Linked DNA regions of Mus musculus: region 1 is linked to region 2. Evidence: chromatin loops called from intact Hi-C (ENCODE). Cell type or tissue: heart. All regions are shown on one strand. Links, peaks and the distances in the headings refer to the core of each region. The heading gives the core; the rest is flanking DNA. Region 1 holds the start of Gm34439 (a long non-coding RNA gene). Region 2 holds the start of Drd1 (dopamine receptor D1).

The links. A loop is a pair of places that touch in the nucleus more often than their neighbours do. Peaks named below come from ENCODE experiments on the same cell type or tissue, not always from the same donor. Only the 100,000 strongest peaks of a DNase experiment are listed, where the experiment ranks them.
Region 1: it touches region 2 in a loop (5-fold over the local background); 36 of 42 quality-filtered maps call a loop at or near these places.

Annotation. Positions count from the first base shown.
Region 1 is chr13:53,778,914-53,789,742 of GRCm38, forward strand. It overlaps Gm34439 (a long non-coding RNA gene), which reads right to left and starts at 8,811. Exons shown (of 4, transcript XR_382405.3): 1 at 8,632-8,811. In heart, for the core only: a CTCF peak has its summit at 4,751 (motif pointing right); a DNase peak (open chromatin) is centred at 4,768; H3K27me3 peaks cover 1,199 bases.
Region 2 is chr13:54,050,552-54,061,380 of GRCm38, forward strand. Drd1 (dopamine receptor D1) reads right to left here and starts at 5,107. Exons shown (of 2, transcript NM_010076.3): 1 at 5,010-5,107; 2 at 632-4,062. The coding sequence starts at 3,642. The coding sequence ends at 2,302. In heart, for the core only: a CTCF peak has its summit at 5,206 (motif pointing left); a DNase peak (open chromatin) is centred at 5,200; H3K4me3 peaks cover 1,241 bases; H3K27ac peaks cover 936 bases; H3K27me3 peaks cover 3,341 bases.

The DNA of each region.
Region 1 (10,829 bases), core at 1,191-9,190, 270 kb before region 2:
TTAGAGTGTTATTTTTTAAATTCCTTTCACTTATTAAAAAACAAAGTTTATAGTCAAATGATATAAGAGCAGTGGCTTCACACCTCTGTTGTTTTCAATGACTTTCGATTATACCATTTTCTCTCCTGCTTGGCTTGGTCATAAGTGGTTTAGTTCACCACTGACCCAGGAGCGCCAGGCTTTGCCCACATAACAGACTGCACAGTTTACATGGGTAGCTTGCTAGGCCTAAGTGCTGTCATAGTTCCACGGTAAAGCCCCTAATGATGGCTTCCTGAGGATGGCTTTCCACTGCTAAGCAATGCACGGCTGTGTCATACTGTGGTGCTCTGGGGAAGAAAGAAAGGCCTGGCCTTCAGGTTTAAGGTACCCTTTGAAGCACAGTGTCTCTTGCCAAACTAAACAATGTTTGTAACAGGACCTGCACAGTAGATGGCGGTAGAGGCCTGGGTCTGGCTACACCAGACAATAATCTGGGTAGATCACCAAGGAGAACTCATTCTGGCTCCCAGGGGGTCTCCTGGTTACACTAGAAAATCTGAAAGATCTTAGCCCCGCAATCAGGAACACATTGTTTAGCATTATATGGAAACTGATATGATTTTTTTAAAATGTCTTTTGGTGTTTGCTTTCCTAATAAACCTCAAGCATTCCCAGCCATCAGAATCATGCCAAACATGGCCCCCCTGGATGCCTGAAGGCCACCATCTGAGACCCTGCACTGAGCCCCTCCCTCCACACCCCACAGGTGGCCCAGTTCTTCCCTCATTGCATGAGACTCTTCTGCCCTTGCTCACCAGTGTTGTAATAAACACTGTTCTTGACAGATAAGGGGGAAAGGGTTTATTTCAGCTTATAGCTTCTAGTCAGTTCATGATGAAAGGAAGTCAGGGCAGGGACTAAAGTAGGAACCTGTAGGCGGGAGCTGGTGCGGAGGCCATGGAGTGGTGCTGCTTACTGGCTTGCTCCCCATGACTTCTTCAGCCTGCTCTCTTACACCTTCCAAGACCATCAGCTCAGGGGAGAGCTGGGCCTTTCCATAGCAATCATTAATTAAGAAAATGCTCCCACAGGCCTGTTTACAGGACCTGCTGATGGAGGTGGTTTTCCAACTGGGGTTCCCTCTTTCTAGCTTGGGTCAAGTTGACAATTACAAAACAAAACAAAACAAAACAAAACAAAACAAAACAAAACAAAATGACAACAGTAACCAGCAACAAAGAAAACAATCCGCTCATCAGCAAGACCCTAGAATCCCCATCTGTAGCAGGAATGGTCGGGGCCACCCAGCTGCAAAAGCATCTCCTGCAGGAGGACCTAATTGAGGACTGCCTGAGAGACCAAGGATTTCTGATGCAGACAATGTCAGCCAATTGGGAACTGCCGTTTAGAAGAGATGCTTTCTTGGGACCAATGGAAGCTCAAGTGCTCAGAGCGCTTGCTGCAGCCTTTCTCATCTGTTCCTAGAGTCTGTGTCATTGATTCCATGTCACCTCGCCTGCAACCCCCAAGGGCAGGTAGTCCAGGACACAGGCAGCACCCATCTGGGACCTGTACTCAGCCCTTCAGACATCCATGGAGAGCCCTCCCGTCTTCCACACCTCATACCCAAACACAGCTATCTGGGGGCCTGACAGATGGCTTAGTGGATAAGCAGTTGTCACACAAGGGTGAGGAGTTCAGATCTCCAGAACCCACATAAAAGCTGGGCAGGCATGGTGGCTGCCTGCAGTGGTAGCACCCAGGAGGCACAGACGGGGTATTCCTCGGACCAGCTGGCTACCTAAACCAGAGATGGAAGGCTTCATGTTCAGTGAGAGACCCTGTCCCTGAATAAAGTGGAGTCTGATCAAGGAAGACACAGACACCAACTCTAAGGCTCTACACTCACGTACATACACACACACACACACACACACACACATACACACACATACACACACACACGTGAGCGCACACACACACACTCACATGCACACAGAGATGTATGAGCACATGCATGCACACACATGCACATGCATGCACATGTAGAGACACATACATGTGAACATTCACACACACACATGCATAGCACATGCACACATGGAAATGAGTCACAACATTCTAGCCTGTCCTCTTTGGCTTTGATCCGACTCCCCAACCCACCTCACGTTAATAAAGAATACTTTGTGGAGCATCGTGCTGTCCGAGGCTCATCCCTTAATGGACATGATATTCTTAAGGTGTGTGGTCAGCTTCCTAGATACACTAGTCCAGCATCTTCAACAATTCTGTTTTGAAATATCTAGAAAAAAATGTGTTAATACCGAGATTAGTTCTTGTTGTCATTCTCTAACTAAAACTCTTTAACAACCTCCAGGATTGCATTTGTGCTTGTTACCACCTGAAAATGAGCTATTCTCAGAACTCTTTTCCCAAATTGGTGTTTGGGGAGCTGTTTGGGGTGGGGAAGTGGTTACTGGTAGGAAAGGAACTTGATGGTTAAAGCCCAGACCCACTTCTGGTGGAGCTTTCTTCTTGGTCTGTAAAGATGCAAGGAAGCCATGCCCGGAGCACCCACCACAGTCAGGAGGTGGCATCCCCACACCTCCCTGTCCACAAACCCATCAGCCAAGGTCAGTCTTCCTTCGATTACCTCCTTCTTGTCAGATGTTTGGGGGCAACCATGAAAAAGTCACTAAAACAATGTGTGTTGGGGCTTTTTCGTAGGACAAGTATGGTTTCAATGAGGATACAGGAGAACATCGTACAGGTTATAGGCAAATAGGATGCCACTTTATGTAACTATTCTCAAAGTTCAGGGTCAGATGGAGTCCTGAAATCAAGCCCGGTGGATGCTGAGGGATGGCTGCTAGGTGTAGAGAGCTGGGAGGGCAGATGCTGTAACAAAGTTACATATCTAACACTGTGCTCAAGTAACACCAGATACATAGTAATTTTAAATGCCAGCAATAGATTTGTAGCCTAGGGATAAGCAAATCCCATCTCGGGCTTGTTACACAAGCCAAGGTCCTACAGCTGGAGAATGGCGAAGGCCAGACAAAAAGCCCTTGAGTGTCTTATCAAAAGCTCTCCTCCTCTTGCCTCCCCTCTGCGTCTTACTCGTCTGGAGAGCCCCCAGAGTTTGCCCCATAAACAAGTGCATAGTAGGATGTTGCAAATGCCTGATGGACAGAATGGAGAAAAGAGCAGAAGAGTGTGCAGATGCGTGAGCGTCCCCAGCAAGCACAGAGGCAGAAAGTGCACCAGGAAAGCACGTTAGGGACCCGTGGGTAAAAACAGGCAGTGCTCCCTCCCCCACTTCACAGTTGGCTAGCGTGACTCTAAATGACATCAGAGAAGCAAGGAGAGTAAGGCACGAAATGGGTAGAGAATATAAGCTAGAGACAGAGCTAAGATGAAACAGGATGTGAAGTATCTGGGTCTTTCCAATGAAGTCTACTGTTCCCAAAGAGTCAAAGAGCAGGCTGCTAGTCCAGGCCTCATTTAGCAACTTAAACAAGCTAAGAGTCCAACTCATGTGTAGATTTTTTAAACATGAGGATATAATGTTTTAAGCAGAATGTAAAGCTTTCAAGGTATGTAACACCCCACCCCCTCTCCATCCCCAGTTTTTGGTCTAATTGTAAAGAGGATTCTTTCATCTCTCCTTAGACAGGTGTTAAACAAAGCAAAGCAAAGCTATCAAAAGGATTTGAGTCTCTAGATTTGTCCTGAGGTGGGCATGGGTGCAGATCCTGACAGGTGCAGATGTTGGCAGTACTGATGCTGGGAGGTGCAGATGCTGGGAGGTGCAGATGCTGGGGGTACAGATGTTGGCAGGTGCTGGTGGTGCTGGTGGGAGCTTCAGGCAGCAGAGGTCAGTCGTGATGGCTGACAGTGACTGACAAGAAGGCACCTGGTATTTTGAAAATAACACACAGTATCTGCTCACGTTCTGCAGGTAGTTTTCCAGTATACCTAGTGAGTGCACAGAGCCTGGCCTTGGGTGTTTGGGACAGTAGACTAGGAGTGGGTACTGAGTCCTGTACTAACTCCAGGCAGGGAGCGGCTGACTGCTCCCTTTACATCACTGAGTAAGATGAGGCTAGTATCCCTTCTGATGTCATTGACTTTCCTTTTTGTATTTGAAAGGAATGCATCTCAGGGAGATGGCATTGCCCATCAGAGATCACAGAGATCAGATGTGATGAACCAGGAGCCAAACAGGGAGCCACTGACCTCATTCCCCTCCCTGGCTTCAAGTCCTCCCATCCTTCCCTACATCCTTTATGTTCTCATAGGCAAGCACCCAGCTGCCACATGTGAGAGGTTACAGAGATTTATAACTGGGAGAGGAGGCGGCTGTGTGGCCCGAGGCCCACAGAAAGCAGGCATACTGTAATTGCGTTTTAAAAATTGCTGAACATGGCCATTGAACCAACAATTTGGTCTCCAAGAATACATATATATCCAGGATGTACACTTAGACTCAGCACGTGGTGTGCACATCAGCTTTTAAAGTGAGATACCCAACCTTGGCACTGAGTTAATTAGTAACTCAGCAAACGATAATTTCCAGAATCCTGATTACTTTTCTAAAGATGTGGATTCCCGTTTAATAAGCACTTTGCAGCAGCGTGTGGCAGTGCTCCTGTAAAGTCTGCTCATGGAGGGATGCAGGAGCAGAGGGAAGGATCCTCTCAAAGCCACCTTGTCTTGCTCAGCTCCTGCTTCCTGCTTCTCCCATCCCTTGTGAAATACACACTTTGACCAGTAGGTGGGGCAGTTGTAAAGCCAAGGACTCAGCAATAGCCCGGTTCTAAGGAGCCTAAGGGCCAGTTTCTACTCTCATGGTGGAAGAGATGACAGTCTGTGTATAGTGCCTGAGGCCTGCAGAAGTCAGGAGAGTCGGATCCCCTGGAACTGAAGTTTCAGATGGTTTTGAGCTACCACGTGTGTGTCAGGAACTGAACCCGGGTTCTCTGCAAGAGTGACAAAATGCTCTCAACTGAGCCAATGCTCCAGCCCTGCAAAAGAGACTTTTTATGCTTCCAAACCACCACACCCTTATTAGAAGTAGGAGTTCATCCTTCAACCAAAATTTGGTATTATGTGATTAAAATAACACCAAAGGGCCTCTCCCCATGTATGCATGCACCTATTCACCCATATATTTGTCTTTTCTTCTACTGATCTGCCAAATATTTAAGAACATTTGCCCAGGCACTGTACAAGGTGTTAGGGATGTATCAGTGAACCATATTTTCCTCTCATGGAAACCTTGCATCCTAATGGGGGTTATTAACACTAAATAGCAACTGGGTAGATGACAATTGCAACCCAGAATACAGATTGTGGGAGAAAAGGCTACAAGTGCCTTGACAGAATATTACCCCCAGGGACCTGATTTTCCTGGTAAGGCATTGATTTGGTGAGGTGGGAGTCTATGAGGAATGAAGATAATATACAAAGGTCTTGCAGATGAATGGAGGATGGAGGAATCGACGTAGGTCTAAAAGTGACAGCAGAATTGTGGGAAAGGAAATGGGGACGGAGGCAAGGGTTGGGTAATGCTGGTCACTATTTGGAGTTTGATTTTATGTGCACCAGAAATCTGGGCATCTCCATCATCTCAACTTGTCCCCTGTGGCCACCATGTGTAGCCAGACAGTGAGAAGTTTTCTTTCCCTTTATCCTGTCATGTGACGGATCATCACAGTTGTAAGGAAGCTAATCGTCTCCCCATTTTATAAATGATGGAAGCAAAATTTAAGTGGCCCATCACTCAGCCAAAGTCACAAAACTTGCAACCACTGCTGGGATTTGAACGAAGGGTTTCACTTCAAGATTTCACCCTTGTGCTGTGAAGAATTTCTGGGATTGATCTTGACAATTTCAGGAGTGTGGAGGTCCCACCTCACTCTCAACATTGCCGCTTGTTTTATGGATGATGGCGCAAAGTGGATGGTTTCAGGTTTCCAGGTTTCTGCCCTGTCCCAGAGCTTTGCCTAAGATACCTCTGCTCTTCACCATCAGCATCCTCTGTGCCTATTGAGTGACATGATGTCCGGTCTCTCAGAAAGCCCTGGACGTCCCGTGCTTTTTATGTTCTTCTAGGTTGTGTGTTTTAGGATTTATCCTGTTTTCTAAATCAGAGCATCCCTAGTCTTTAAACAGATGTCCTGCTCCTACCCTACATCCTATAGCAAACACTGGCTTTAGTCACGTGTAGAATCCAGTTCACAATGGCAATGGAAGCTCCTGATGATGTTTGGGGAAAGCTTAGATCACACCTAAAGGTTAACATAAGACTTCAGGGATGGTTATGGGAAGAGATCTCGGTTATATTCACTGGCAAGCTTAGCAACTCTTTGCCCCCAAATGGTAAGTGATTTTTCTTGAAGTCAACAATTACTGTTTTTGATGTTGATAAAGCAGACTTGAATAAACCACAGATTTAAAAGTCCCCAAGACACACATATACGTTTGTTCGGATGGAGCTGGCAGACTGCAAGCCTATGAATTAAGAATTCAAATGTTTTGATAAAAGTGAATCAGTTTGTTGAAGACATGCCTACACTCTCACATCAATAGCAGCACTATTAGTAATAGTCAAGGTATGGCATCTATCCAAAGTGTCTTGTGAGCGACGTATGAATAGATAAAGAAAATGTGGCATCAGCACATAACTGAATATTATCCAGACATGAGAAGAACAAAATCCTGTCATTTTTTTTTGGCAACATGAATGGAACTATAAGACATTACACCAAGTGAGAAGCCACCCAGGACAGTACATGTTTCTACACATGTGCAAAAGCTAAGAAGAAAAATTGATTCCACAAAAGCAAGCAATAGAATAGACGTTATTAGAGCTGAGGAGGGCAGGGGGAAAGAACTACTAAACACGTGAGTTTTTGAACACAGAAATTGCTATTGTTTTATTGGAGGGCTCATTTCTAATGTTCTGTAGCATAAAGAGGTGACTAGAGTACTCAGTGATTCATTGTATGCTTTAGCATATGTGTAGGACTGGCTCGATGGTTGGGTGTGTCCCTAGGACAGTTCTGTTCTGTACTTTTGTCACCCTGGCCCCAGGCGCAGCTGTGGGTACAAAAAGGAGCCCTGGAAGCAGAAATGGAATCCATAACCTTTGAGGATGTGGATGTCAACTTCACAATGGAGAAAAGGGTTTTGCTGGGTGTCCTTATCAGAAGACAGGATACTTTATCTATGACAACGTGATATAGGAAATGTTCTGAAAGCTCGTCATTATATAAATAAATAAATAAAACCATTGAAAATGACTAAAAATTCCATAGAATGCTGTACATTGCGGCTCTAACAGGTCAAGAACTTGTGAGTGTGTGAGGTACATAAAGACAATGTGCACATGTGGGGAGTGTGGCAAAGCCTTCAGTCCCCATCTCCCCTGGTTCCTGGAGCATGTGAGGACTCACATACTGGAGAACAGAAACTCTATCAATGTGGAAAACCCTTCAGTGAAATGGAAACTACTGTTTGTTTGTTTGTTTGTTTGTTTGTTTGTTTCTTTCTTTCTTTCTTTCTTTCTTTCTTTCTTTCTTTCTTTGCTTTGGAAAGCCAGTTATGTCGAATGATGTTTTGCTGGGGCACACAGGTGAAAGGATGTTTTGCTAGAGCAGACATGTGAAAGGATGCATGATATTCAGAAGGGATAGAAATATGACCTCACAGACAGTGGGAGCATTGGTTTGCTTTGCTCAGCCTCACTGTTCTTCACGGATGACACACATGTATTGGTGTGCCTTACACTGCTTTGCTGAGCTTCACTTGTGATGATGCCATAGAGAGAAACTCACCAAAGAACTTCTCATGAGATTCCTGCAGCTTCTTGCTGCTTCCACAGACCCCAGCTGGTTGGCAAGCCTTGTGGTTTCTTCTGGATTGAACTGCCCTTGCAGGTTCATGTGGGGTGTCTGCCGAGAGGACTGGACCAAAGCTGCTGGTTCATAATTGGTGTTTGCTACTGGGATGAACTGTCGATATCCTGACAACAAAGAATGCACTTGCCCCAAAGAACTATTTCTAAACAGGTCTATTTCCCCCATGTCCTAATAACTTTTCTCTTCCACTACCTCTGGGGGTGGTGGGCTCATAGCTGTGGGAATCATAGATGTGTTCAAATATAAAGAAGGATCCATGCTGAAGAGAAACCCTGTGTGTTCAAGCCTTGCAGGGAAAGCATTTAAAGACACCATGTGACAACACACAGTGGAGACAAACTTTACATGTATAAGGTAAGTGTTAAAGCCTTTTGTTATTCTCACCAAGGTTCGCGCATGAAATAACTCACACTTGACAGAAGTTCTATATATAAAGCCAGAGTACCTGCCATTTGTTGGAAAACATGTTATTTTCATATATATTTTTCCATATGTATAAGCATAAATGAAATAAATTAAGTAGTACAACACATGCATAGCCCTACACAGTTATTATCTATAGGGCTGTGTGAGAGACGAGGGCATTCGGATCCATTTTCTTTGCCATTCTCAAGTATGCAATCCATTGTTGTGAACAATGGTTTCCATAGTATAGAACTTGCTGATAACCTAGATAATGTTTTCATTTATCCTCCCACAAACATCTCCCTACTCCCTCACTCACCTGAGTAGAAGAAGTGATGGAGTTAGAATCTCTTGGAGGAGATCACTGTCCCTGTAAGAGGAGGAAGAGTCAACAGGACCCAGATGCACTGAGTAAGGACCGGCCATGAGAAGACATGGGAAAAGGTGGGTCTTGGCAGGGCAGAGAGAGGCTTCAGGAGAAACGGAGCCTGCCCACGCAGTCCCCAGAACTGTGTGAAAATCAATTTCTGTTGTGTAAGCCCCAGGCAGGAACAGTCACATGATGTACAGTTTCAGCTGAAGAGAGACCACAGTCTGTGTTAGTTTCCCACGGTTATAATGGAGTGGAAAAGTACTTTGCATTGCCTAGTGCAGACTTGGCTCCTGTGCCATGGCAAGATGCATCCCTTGCCTTTTTGTGGCAAGGCAACCCCCTGTGGCCACTCCAGCAAGATGTAGCACACCGGATCACGCTTAGTGTACATGTGGCAATGGGAACAAAGGACTGTGACTCTGGTTTGTGTGCTTATTGTATTACAGCTCGATTATCATTTCAAAACTCATGCCTTTTGCTTATTAAGTCAACAGCACACTGCGTTACACACTGGGTATATATTACATTCGCTGTATCTTTTCATGGTGCAAGAGGGTACCTTGCGTGGCTGACCTACTCAATCTTGGTGCACACATGTAAACACACTCTATGTTGTTCACACAATAATGGCAGCACCCAGTAGCTCTTTTCTCGGGGCACATCTCCATCACCGAGGGATGTGCGATGAGTTCCTATGTGACCTGAGAAAGCTGACGCATGACATGTATGTAGATAGGAAGACTAGAACAAGGTGGTGGGGTCCTTGAAGAGGAAGAAGTATATGGATAAAAGGCAGAGGCTAAGAGGTGCTCAGGAAATCCCCTTGGTGGGAGAAAGAGCAAAGAGAAGAGAGGGTCAGCCAAAGGGGTCAGGCCGAAGGAGGGTCAGTCATACCCTTTCCCAAGACGAGTTGTTGGGAGGGCCATGCCCAAGGAGCCTTGCAGACTCATGTTCTTCTCCATGTCCCTCTTGGGGACAACCTTTGTGTGTGCCATTCCTCCTAGGTCTCTCATAACTTTCTAGCCCCACCCTGCCAAACGAAGAAATCCCCAGAAATACATAGTGTACAATTTGCTAAAAAAAAAAAATCAAACTTTATAAAGGTATAATCCATCTGGGAACATAATAAAAACTGGGTTGTGCTGGAACTGATCAATTGTGGGGGGACTGAGATGAACCCTTGTCATTTATGTCCCCACCCATCTGCTTGTGAATTTCGGTGCAGCTATTACCCTATTTTGGTTTTACTGTTCCAAAAAAAAATGAGTCCATGTTTCTGGAAAAAAAAAAAAGCTGTACTATTCATCTTTGCCAATTTTGAAAGATTCCCAGACTAAGACTTTGTTTAAAAATCTATATTTGGCAATAAAAACAAGGAGAGGTCTCCTGTGGCCCTAGTCTCCATGGTGACTGATGTTGTTACAGGATCTTCTGAAAGGATTCCCAGAGAGTCATGGGGACACAGGCTTCTTTTGGTGTGACCACAGATATTGGGATTGGTACGTCTTAGTGACATATATATGATCAATCTTGGATATTTCACTGACTGGGATAGCAGATAGTTTCTCATTGCCTTTATTCCTTGACTTCAGAACAAATTTCAGAACAGTTTTTTTGTTTTTTGTTTTTTGGTTTTTTTGTGTTTTTTTTTTTTGTGTTGTTGTTGTTTTTCTGTACCATTTTAGAATTTTAGAGCTGAGAAAAAAAACTAACGTTCACTTCCACTTTCTTTGGGCGGATTGATTTTTCTTTAGAGTTACTGCAACAAGGTGGTAAAAGCGCACTCCTGTAAATTGAGGCAAACATGCGTGTCACTCTTCACTCTGCCGCTGGCTTGTGTGGGGATCTGGATAAACTATGAAAGCTCTGAGTCTTGTAGCTTGTAAAATAAAATAGGAGTTGAAACCTTTAGCGTGGGAGTTGTTATGGAGGCGGGAGTGGCCCCTAAGTGGTTAAGAGCACTTGTTGCTCTCACCAAGGACCGAGGCTGGATTTGATTCTTAGCATCCAGGTGGTGGCTCACAGTCATTTGTTGTAACTCCAGTTGCATTGGGTGTAACTCCCTCTTCTGACCTCCACACCAGGCACGCACACAGTGCACAGACATACACGTAGGCAAAACATGCATACACAATAAAATAGAA
Region 2 (10,829 bases), core at 1,628-9,627:
CCTGGGAGATGCAAGTGGGACTCTAAAGAGATGCCGTCTGCTGTGCAATGCTCCAGACTATAAACTTAACCCTTAATTTCTACATCACCAGCAGCTGAGCCCTTTCCCTTCCTTGAGTTAGCTGGCAAGTAGCACTGGCAGAATCAGAGAGTGGTCCTGCTAATCGTTACGGTGATCCCAGTGTCACAAGCCATGTTTTCTTTAGAATAGATCATTTCTAAGTTGTTTTGAAATAAGCGTCACTAGCATGCATGGTGGTTACCCTCAACTACAAAACTACAGCCACTCAGAGCAAGACAGTCCTTTCTAAAATTTTTATTCCATTTACAAATAATCTCTTAAAAAGAAAGAGCTAAAAATGAGAACATCTTCAAATCTGAAAAACAGAGAGAGAAGCAGAGTAATTTTTCAAGTGAACAAAGGTTTCTTCTTAGAGCACATTTAAAATATAAGAAACATGTGTGGCAGTGTTTTCCACATAAACATTCAAAAGCAACCAAGGGCACATAGGAGAGAAATCCCTGTCTTAAAAGAGGAGTGAATATCCAAAGATGCTCTCCCCATTTTCTTAGCTGTCTACCTGAAGCAGTCTAGCTTTTAAAATGGGTTTAACAAATGCAACAGAGCTCCATTTGGGGTTGATTTGAATTCACAAAATAATTTTATTTTATGTAAGAAAGCATACAAGCGGTAGAGCTGAGAAAACATTCAAAGTACGTAACACAGACCCCTGCAGGAGATACTGTTAGCAAGCCAGTCAGCCCTTCCTTCAGTTCTATCCACATGTTGCAGCTGCTTCCAAAGAACACCTTGTAAACATTTCAAACAACAAAAGAAACACTGTTGCAATACCCCCACCCGAGGGGACTTGATGGTACTTTTTGCAGTCCAGGCTATGACTTGGAAACTAGATTCAAAACCACAGGGAGGAAAAAAAGTAGCATTTGTGACTAGTGATGCTGATGGCTTTGTGATGCTCAACACACACCGGGAAGGGGTTCTTCTATTCCCCCCACCAACAACAGAAGTGTATACTTCCACGATGAGGCACAGCTCATTAGCTAGTTTACCACTAACATTAAAGAGCTTTTTTTTTTTTTTTTAAGAGAGGATACTAAATTCGGATTAAAGCACTACAAAAGTAGCCCCTTGAGCAGCCGGCTTGGTTAGACCTGGGCAGATGAAGAACCAGCGATGAGCCCAACTATCGGAGGGGCTGCTGTGACCTGTGACTTTACAGCTCATTCACCTCGATGCACATCTTAATCCTGGACAGTCATTTGTTTGTTTCAGAAAGCCATTTCAAGCATGAAATGAGAAATGACAGGGAGGGCCAATTATTTTACATAAATACAAAGTGGCATATGCTCTTCCTCGACATTCAGACAGAAATCTAAAGTTGGATTTCTTCTTGAGCTGGCTTTTACAGAGATATTTACAGAAGTGCAAATTTGCCTCGGGGAAAGCCTCTGCCATTTAAAACATTCAGAACACAATAGTAGCTTCTTTTTTAAAAAACATATCTTTCCAAAATATTTTTAGGGGCAGAGCATTGGTAGTGTTAGTCACTTCTTACCTTGTGTTTATTTGTGTCTGTGTTGAGTTAAGGAACCACCACATCAGCCTTTGCTGCCTTCCCAGAAGTCATTCCCAGCTCAGAATCTCAGAGTCTATGTGTACTGTTTCATTGGCTCATGAAGTGCTAGTACAATGGACAGTTCAGTCTCTGATTTAACATTGGTTCGGTCTATTAAATAAGCTAAATATAGGTTCACTATGATAAATTTAAAATATCCATATAATACAATAAATAAATAAATAAATAAATAAATAAATAAATAAAACCATTATCAACAATGCATCTGTCAATTCTGAGAAAGAAAAAAAAAAAAGAAATCCCACTCTTGCTGTAAGGCTCAATTATTGTCAGAGAAGTTAATTAACAAAGGCATGCACCTACCTTTACAATCTGAAAACTGCTTGGACAGTTTTAGCACCTGTTTGGATACAGCAAACAACTCTCACACTTCCTTCCTGGAAAGTTTGATTTTTAAGTGAAGCTGTTTACAGTTGACTTTTGGCCCTATTATTTTTTTAAATATATATATATAGAGTGTCCTAAGATAATGCTTCAAAAAGGATTTCAGAGCCTAAGTCATTTCCCTTGTGGCTAGAGAATACACTGGAGTCAGTGAGTTGGAGAAGTTCTGTAACTGTCCAAAAGCAGCAGAGGGGTCTCGTGTTAATTTCTTAACAGCAAGCCCTAGGGAACTCATAGCTTCAGAGATGAGAACCCAATATTCAGGTTGAATGCTGTCCGCTGTGGGTAACGGGTTGGATCTTTTCTAGAGAGACATCGGTGTCATAGTCCAATATGACCGATAAGGCCGGGGACAGCTTCTCCAGTGGCTTAGGTATGCCACCGGCCTCCTCCCTCTTCAGGTCCTCAGAGGAGCCCACAGCATGAGGGATCAGGTAAACCAGATTACAGTCCTTGGAGATGGAGCCTCGGGGCTCATGGTGGCTGGAAAACATCACAGCCCCGTTGTTGTTGATGCTTACAGTCTCTATGGCATTATTCGTTGTAGGGCAGAGTCTATAGCATCCTAAGAGGGTCGAGAATGCCTTCTGAAAATCGGCATTAAAAGCATAAATAATGGGGTTCAGGGAGGAATTCGCCCAGCCAAACCACACAAATACATCGAAGGTGATGGAATCAATGCAGAATGGCTGGGTCTCCTCAGAGCCACAGAAGGGCACCATACAGTTCGAAATGAAGAAAGGGAGCCAGCAGCACACGAATACCCCCATGATCACAGACAGTGTCTTCAGGACTTTAGTCTCCCTCTTAAAGGACATCTTAAAGGAACTTTCTGATTGAGAGCATTCGACAGGGTTTCCATTACCTGTGGTGGTCTGGCAGTTCTTGGCATGGACTGCTGCCCTCTCCAAAGCTGAGATGCGCCGGATTTGCTTCTGGGCAATCCTGTAGATACTGGTGTAAGTGACGATCATAATGGCTACGGGGATGTAAAAGCTTATGAGGGAGGATGAAATGGCGTATGTCCTGCTCAACCTCGTGTCACAGTTGTCATCCTCGGCATCTTCCAGGGAAGTAAAATTGCCATCCAAGGGCCATGTAGGTTTTGCCTTGTGCCAGCTTAGCTGCACTGGAATGAAGGATATGAGAACAGACAAAGTCCATGCTACGCTAATCAGGATGAAGGCTGCCTTCGGAGTCATCTTCCTCTCATACTGGAAAGGGCTGGAGATAGCCCAATACCTGTCCACGCTGATCACACAGAGGTTAAGGATGGATGCCGTGGAGCACATGATGTCAAAGGCTACCCAAATGTTACAAAAGGACCCAAAGGGCCAAAAGCCAGCAATCTCAGCCACAGCTTTCCAGGGCATGACCAAGACAGCCACCAAGAGATCTGACACAGCTAAAGAGATGACAAAGAAGTTGGTCACCTTGGACCGCAGGTGTCGAAACCTGATGACAGCGGCACAGACAAGGGTATTCCCTAAGAGAGTGGACAGGATAAGCAGGGACAGAAAACAGGCTGTGAGGATGCGAAAGGAGAAGTCCCTCTCCACTGGCAGGCCAGTCTCATCCATGGTAGAAGTGTTAGGAGCCATCTTCCAGAAGGAAAGCACTTCCGGTGGCTTAGCCCTCACGTTCTTGGCCAGGCTTAGCCAGACTTCCCCCAATCACTCACCACCCAGCCCCTTCTCCAGCCCCAGTTGCTGTCTGGACAAAAGCACAATGGTGTTCCATCAGGAGCATCTCCATAGCAATCCAAGCCATACCAGGAAGAAGAGCCGCTTGCTTTCCACCTGTCTTCTGGGTTCAGTGCTCCAGGTCGCTGTTCCCTGGCATCCGCTGGTCCCTAGATTCCCCAAGGAATGCATAGGCTTTTAAGCATACTCTAAGAGTCTGGGGCCTCTTCCTGGTCAATCTCAGTCACTTTTCGGGGATGCTGCCTCTTCTTCTGAGACACAGCCTAAAATACATGCATTTCTCCTTCAAGCCCCTGGTGCCACATCTCTCCAAATGCCCTAAAAAGCAAAGGGAAACACAAAGTCGTTCACCAATACTCTGTGCAGACCTCCTATTTGGCTACACAAAATCTCAGCCCATCACCCCCTGGACAAGTCCATCAAGACCACCTACCTTGCTTTAGAGTCACTTCTCCCAAAACCCCTGGACTCAACGAGTCCCTCCAGCAGAGCAAGTGTTCCCCCTCCTCATGCAGAAAAATCTCTGGGATGGATTTGGGAAAGGAATCCCAGGCCAGGTGCCAGGGAAGCGGCGCCCCTCCTGCTACCTTGCCCACCTACAGATTGCTGCCCCCGCCCCCAGGAGGGTTCTCGGAGCTTCCTTGGGAGAGGAACCTCCAGGACTGGAACAGCTTCTGTCCTGTCTGAGGAAGCCCAGCTCTGGGCACCCCTTTGGCTCCTCGTTCTTAGGGCAGGACCCTGAGCCTCCTTGGGGAGCCACCCGCTCGCTCCCTGTCAGCAGTGGCAGGAGCTCCAGGCAAGCACAACAGCTCGAGCGAGCGAGGGCACCGGCCGGCTGGGTTCCAGCGGGGCACAGCCCACCCCGCCTCCGCGTCCCCTCCCGGCCCCGGTGGTGGGCTGAGCTTGACAGGCAGAGTGGCGGGCGACAGCCACACGTGGTTCACTGAAGGCACAGCTGGAGCAGGGGTGTGGGACGCCTACCTAATCGCTGTGCCCTCTCTGGCTACCTGATCCCCCCACCCCTCCCCGGGGGACCCTGGCACAAGACAGAACCTGAGGAACAAATCCTGATGCTCAAATCAAGTAAACCAAACTCTCGTTCAGCGCCTCTCCGGGTCAACTCCAAGTTCCACCCAAAGCTCGGGGTCAGAGCTGACCCTACCCACACCCACGCCCTGCTAGTCCTGGACACTGCCCACGTCGCTGAGTTGTCACTGAGTGCCCCGCAGCAGGGGTACGGGAAGCCCCAGGACGAGAGTGCTCACCGATCTGGGAGACCACGCTCCCCGACTCCGCCAACCCTGCGCCCTCTCCTGTGCCGCTCGCTCTGCTCTCCGCGCTCCGCCCGCCAAGGCGCTTCTGCGGTCAACTCACGAGTGCAGCCCGTGACCCGCGCCCCACAAGCACCCCAAACACGGTGCCGCACTCTCAGCAGGTACCCGGCGCCCTCTGCCGGGGCCTCTGGTTTCCTACACCCCGCCTGCGCCCTAGCAGGTTCAGATCACAGGGGCCTCAGCCAGTGTGTGTAACCAAGATGCAGGGCCTCGACCATGCTTTTCCCTGTCCCCTTCTGCCAGAATCTGGACGGTGAGAGGCAGGTCTTCCGCGCTCTAGCCTCCCTCGTTTGAAATGCCCCTAAAAACTCACAAGAATAAGAAGTCCCTTTGGCTAGCATTTTATTCTCTAAGCCATGATTTTCCTTTTGTGTCCCCTGTGTGCCAAGGCTGGAGCAGCAGTGAGAACAACATGTCAACTTATTGTGCAAGTGATCAGAGACCTGGCATAAACTCAGCAGCCTCTGTGTCCCCTAAACACACACACACACACACACACACACACACACCTCATGATGTTCGACATCTTGCAAAACTCCTTCCTTATTGGCTTGCACAGCTTCATTTCATCTGTGTGGACAGTGATGCTCAGAAAGACTGTGGGCTCTACTCCACGTTAACACAGTAGCTAATGAAGATGGTGGCCTGTCTGCCTGACTGTCGCTTGCACAGCCGTGTCTAGGATGGAGCCCACTATCTAAACAATTAGCACAGGGATAAAGCAGAGACAGGAATGTGTGGCCTCAGAGACGTTTAGTGCATAGACGCAGCCCCAGAGTGCCTTCCCATCTGTGTGAAAAGAGATTAAGTATGGAACTTGGAAATCACTTTGCCTGGACTCCTGTGCTTACTGATGTAAAAATTAAATGAAATACTTATTTAAGAGTTGGGACCAGATATGGACTCAGTCAGTCCTTGGTGGCCAGAAATTCTTCAGAGACCAGTTAAAAAAAAAAAAAAAAAAAAAAAAAAAAAAGGTAGTAGTCTTGTCTCCATGAGAACCACACACCACACTGAATGCCCGAATTTTCTCTATACAACCTAAATAGCTCTCCTAATTAGCCAGCAGAAATCATATCTTGGTTTTGGATGTAGTCAAATGATTGACACCAGTCCTCCTCCACCTGTGCTCCCGGTTTGTCCTCCCACTGGCAGTCTTGCTGCCACACACCAAGTTCCACAGACTGGTGATCAGACATATACCCCAAGAACCACATGCCTTTAGAATGGTGGCTCTCAACTTTCCTAATGCTGCAATATGTGGCAACCCCCAACCAAAAAATTATTTTGTTGCACTCTATAACTGTAATTTTGCTAGTGTTATAAATCATACTATAAATATGTGATATGCAGGCTGTCTGTTATGTGACCCCCCCCCCCCCCACACACACACACATACACATAAGGGGTCAAAATTCACACATTGAGAAACTCTGCTTTAGAGCCGTGAGTCAGCACAGGGTAAAACCCTCAGGGGATTCTCATCCCTGAAGCAGTCGCTCTCTACGCAATTGGAACTTTGTTTCACCATACTTCTTCATTTTTGACCAGCGAACACAAATTAGAGGATGTTTCCAGTCCAAGATGGTTGTGTGAGTCTGGAATTGCAACTCCTCTTGCTCTTCCTACCCTGCAATTCCCTGAAATGAGGAAGATGAGGACAAAGGGCCCTCTGGACGCGCAGGAAGCTGTGGAAACTTTAGGGATCCTTTAGGGCAGGACTGAGCACGCTGGAGGAGGGAGGACTCCCTCAGGGAGGGAAAGTGCTCCTCCAGCTAGCACTTGAAGAAGAAGCAACAATGTAGTAACACTTAGGATTGTAACAAGGAAGCTGGAGGTGACCTGAGGGCAATTTGAGGAGTAAGACTTCCCCTAATGACTTGCCAAGGACTCTGGAAAATGGCCACTGCTCTTTAAAGTAGAATGACAGCCATACTAAAGCTGCCTCTGGTGGCATCGTTTTGCCTGCAATGCCAGTCCGCAGCAGAAGAATTCATATAGAATGGGAGGAAAGGCTAGTCGTGGTGCACTGGACAACCTTGGTTTCTTCCAACACTCGTAGCTACTCAGAGAGATCTCTGGTTGAAAATGCCTCTAACCAGCCCAAACCTGTTTTCTTCTTCTTCAATGTCAGTTATCGCTTTGCTCATGATATTTCTCCACCCCAGGAAAATGTCAGCCATTTTGATATACAAGCATCAGGCTGTCTACTTTCCTGAAGAAATCAACAGGCAAAGAGAAGACGCCTGTGAACAGCAGAGATGGGAGAAGGGAGAGAATTACTCCAAAAGAGTTGAATTGTTTCTCCTTCGTGGGAAATGAGTGTGTTGGATTATTTCTCTATGGTCCTGTCATTTGGAAACAGGCACCCAGGACCCTTTCCTGTCAGGCTTAGCTCACTGGCATGTGAACCCAGTCCCTAGGAGGACAGGAATGGATAGAAGGTCTCTTAAATCTCAGGATTTCAAACATGCACAGTGTGGACATCATGGGGATCTCAAAGTTTGGCTAGAAATTTGGTTTTTGTTTTGGTTTCTGTGCCCCTCCCCCTTGGGAGTCAAGGTGAAGCAAATCTTCCAATTTATTCTTTAGAAATCTCCCTACAAACAGTAAGAACATGAATATAAATGCAAGCAGATATTAGCATTTGATCATGCTGGGAATGTAGACACAAACACAAAAGCATCTTTGTCTCCCAAATCAGCAAGTCTTTGTAGGTACACTGTGATTTATGCACGGTGAGGAGGTAAAGGTTAAAAAGATGTTTTCAATAACTTTTTTATTTTAGGACTGTAAACGTCAGTGAATACAGAAGGCACTGTCAGACGAATGCACTGTCAAGTGTTCTCAAAATTTATACGTAGGCAGCTTCTGGGATTATTAAAACTGGCTTACTAACTACCTAAAATGGTTGCTTGCAGTGTTAGCGAAGAGTGTTGATAGCTTGATCTTCAGCAAGTGACTACATTGCTCATTACAGACAATAAATCCCTAATCCCATGTCCTGTTTTCATCTTCCATAGCTATCATACAACTTTAAATCAACATGTGTCCCTTTGGGTAAAAATTGGCAGCTAGAGTGGCCACCATATTTACTATGGTTCTCTCCTTCTTCTTCCTCTTTTATAGGCTTAGGTGAGGTTTGGTTTGAGTTTTGTCTTTTGTGGTGGTGAGTTAAACCTGCAACCTCTCAGACACTGAGCAAGCCCTTCACCCCTTAGCCAGATTCCACTGTGTCTCCTCTACTACTTATCTTTTTATTTCTTCCTAACCTTTTGTTATGTTCACAAAAGCTTCCAGGTTTGCATCGCAGAGATAAGATCTGTCCTCGGCCTGCCCCCAAGTGATAGATAGCCATATATACAGAGGGACATCATAATGGTGTTCTTCCAGATCTCAAACATTTACACCTCAAAGTTGGACCTTTTTCTAACTCCCAGGGTCCTGTTAAGCTACCTGGAAACCATGTGACCTTTTCAGATCTTGCTCTGAAGGTTTATTGAGTAGAACTGGATAATTTTTGACCCGAGGCTATTTTAATATAACTGAAATGAGCTCCTGTGTCCCTCTGCCCCATGCGCAGTGAGTGATGGGGTTTTTGAGTCTGGCTGGTGAGAACAGGTCCTGTCCACAGCCTTTGCTCCATCCAATCCTCCACATTTGCATATCCTCATCCTAGTGCAGAGGTTAGTTCTCTGATGAGCTCAGAGAAGATTCTCTGAAGCTATCAATATTCTTTCACATTCTCTCCCTCTCCCTCTCCCTTCCCCTCTCCCCCTCCCCTTCACCCTCTCTCTCCCTCTCCCCTTCTCCCCTCTCTCTTACTTTCTCTCCCTCCCTGTTTCTTTCCCCATGCCTCACTCTCGCAGTTTCTAGCTATTTTGCTCTTAAATTTCTTCAAGTCTTCAATTTGGAGAGTCTCCCAGACTACACCATGGGTGAGAACTTCTCTTGAAACAGGAAGTGGATGCACCAGTCCAGTTTCATCTCCCTGGTTTCCCACCGTGGGGGGATCAGGAAGTAGGGACACTTGTCTACTCTTCACCCAGATTTCGATCTGGAGGGATTTAACGTCCTTTGTTGCTTGATATCAAGAAGTCAGGAAATATCTCAACTTTTACATTTTATTCTTGACTTTATTTTAAAGCTGAAATGGCAAAAGATTCTTGACAGGCAAGGGAACCTGAAATAGAGGTATATGGGATTTTGGATTTTTTTCTTTTAATAACACATCTTTTTTTTTACATTTATTTATCTATGTGTGTAGGTAGAGGTAGATTTGCTCCTTCCACAATGTGCATCTTGGAGATTAAACTCAGGCTGACTCACTGAGATGCAAGCACCTTTTTCCACTAAGCCATCTTGCTGTCCCATGAATTTTCTTTTTCTACTAGAATACTTCTACCATCCCATTATCCTGGCCTGCTATTCCATAGATTCAAGTGTGAGCCCCATCTACAGTAATGACACCCAGATTCTCCCTTCTCCCGTCGAAACCCCTTAGTTTTGAGAGATGCAGAATCAGTTTGGTCTAAGCCGGCTTTGGGGGTCAGGAGCATAGTTAATTCATTATAAGAGATGCAACCACTGCAAATGTTACCATGTAGTCTGTAAATGTTTTTGAGTGTGTTACTGGCAAGTTGCCTGTCCATGTGCCAAGACCACAGCAAACATCTCTAATCCAAGACTTTGTACTTCAGTGTTAAATGATAGCTACCTTTTGTACAGCATAGTACAGAATTGCAGTGCAGTTCATTTTTTGTTACTGTTAAAAAAGCAAAAGATGAGCTTACTAAAAACAAAAGAGAGAAAGAAAGACACACACAGAGAGAAGACCTAAGCCAGGGCAAAAGAAATGTTAATTCCCAAAAAATTATTTACTCTGTGTTCAGAGAGATTTTTTTTTGTAACAATATATGGACAGTATAGTAGCAGGAGTCTTTGCAAACATGTTGCTAAACTGGACTTTTCAGACTGGAAATGCCTGCTCTGTGGAGAAACTAAAGGTACAAGAGTTTCCTCTGGGCCAAGAAGATACATGACTAACCCCAGAGGGATGCTTCAGTCTGGAAGTAATTCCCAGGCCAAGGCCCATCCTACTATTCTTATTTTGGGAGCTGTAGAACCTTAGGAGGCTGAATTTTGCTGAAGGAAGTAGGTCATTAGGGATGGGCCTTAAGGGCTTAAAAAACTGCTTTTGCATCAGGTCTGCTCTCTGCTTCCTGGTCCCTGAGACACAAGTAAGCAGTAGCCTCAAGTTCGTACTGCCAAGCCTTCCCACCAGGATGAACTACATCCCCAGATACCATTGGCTAAAATATTCCTCTCATTCCTCAAGCTGCTTTTTCTCAGGAATTTGGTTACGTGATTTAAAAAAAAAATTAACCAGCTGTGGTGGTTTGAATATGCTTGGCCCAGGGAGTGGCAGTATTAGGAGGTGTGGCCTTGTTGGAGTGGGTGTGGCCTTGTTGGAGTGGCTGTGGACTTATTGGGGTAGGAGTGTCACTGTGGGAGTGGGCTTTGAGAGCTTTCTCCTTGCTGCCTGAGGATGTCAGTCTTCTGTCTGCCTTCAGATCAAAATGTAGATTCTCAGCTCTTTCTATACCATGCCTGTCTGGAGGCTGCCATGCTTCCATCATGATGATAATAGACTGAACCTCTGAACTTAGAAGCCGTCTCCAATTAAATGTTGTCCTTTACAAGAGTTGCCTTGGTCACGGTGTCTGTTCACAGCAGTAAAACCCTAAGACA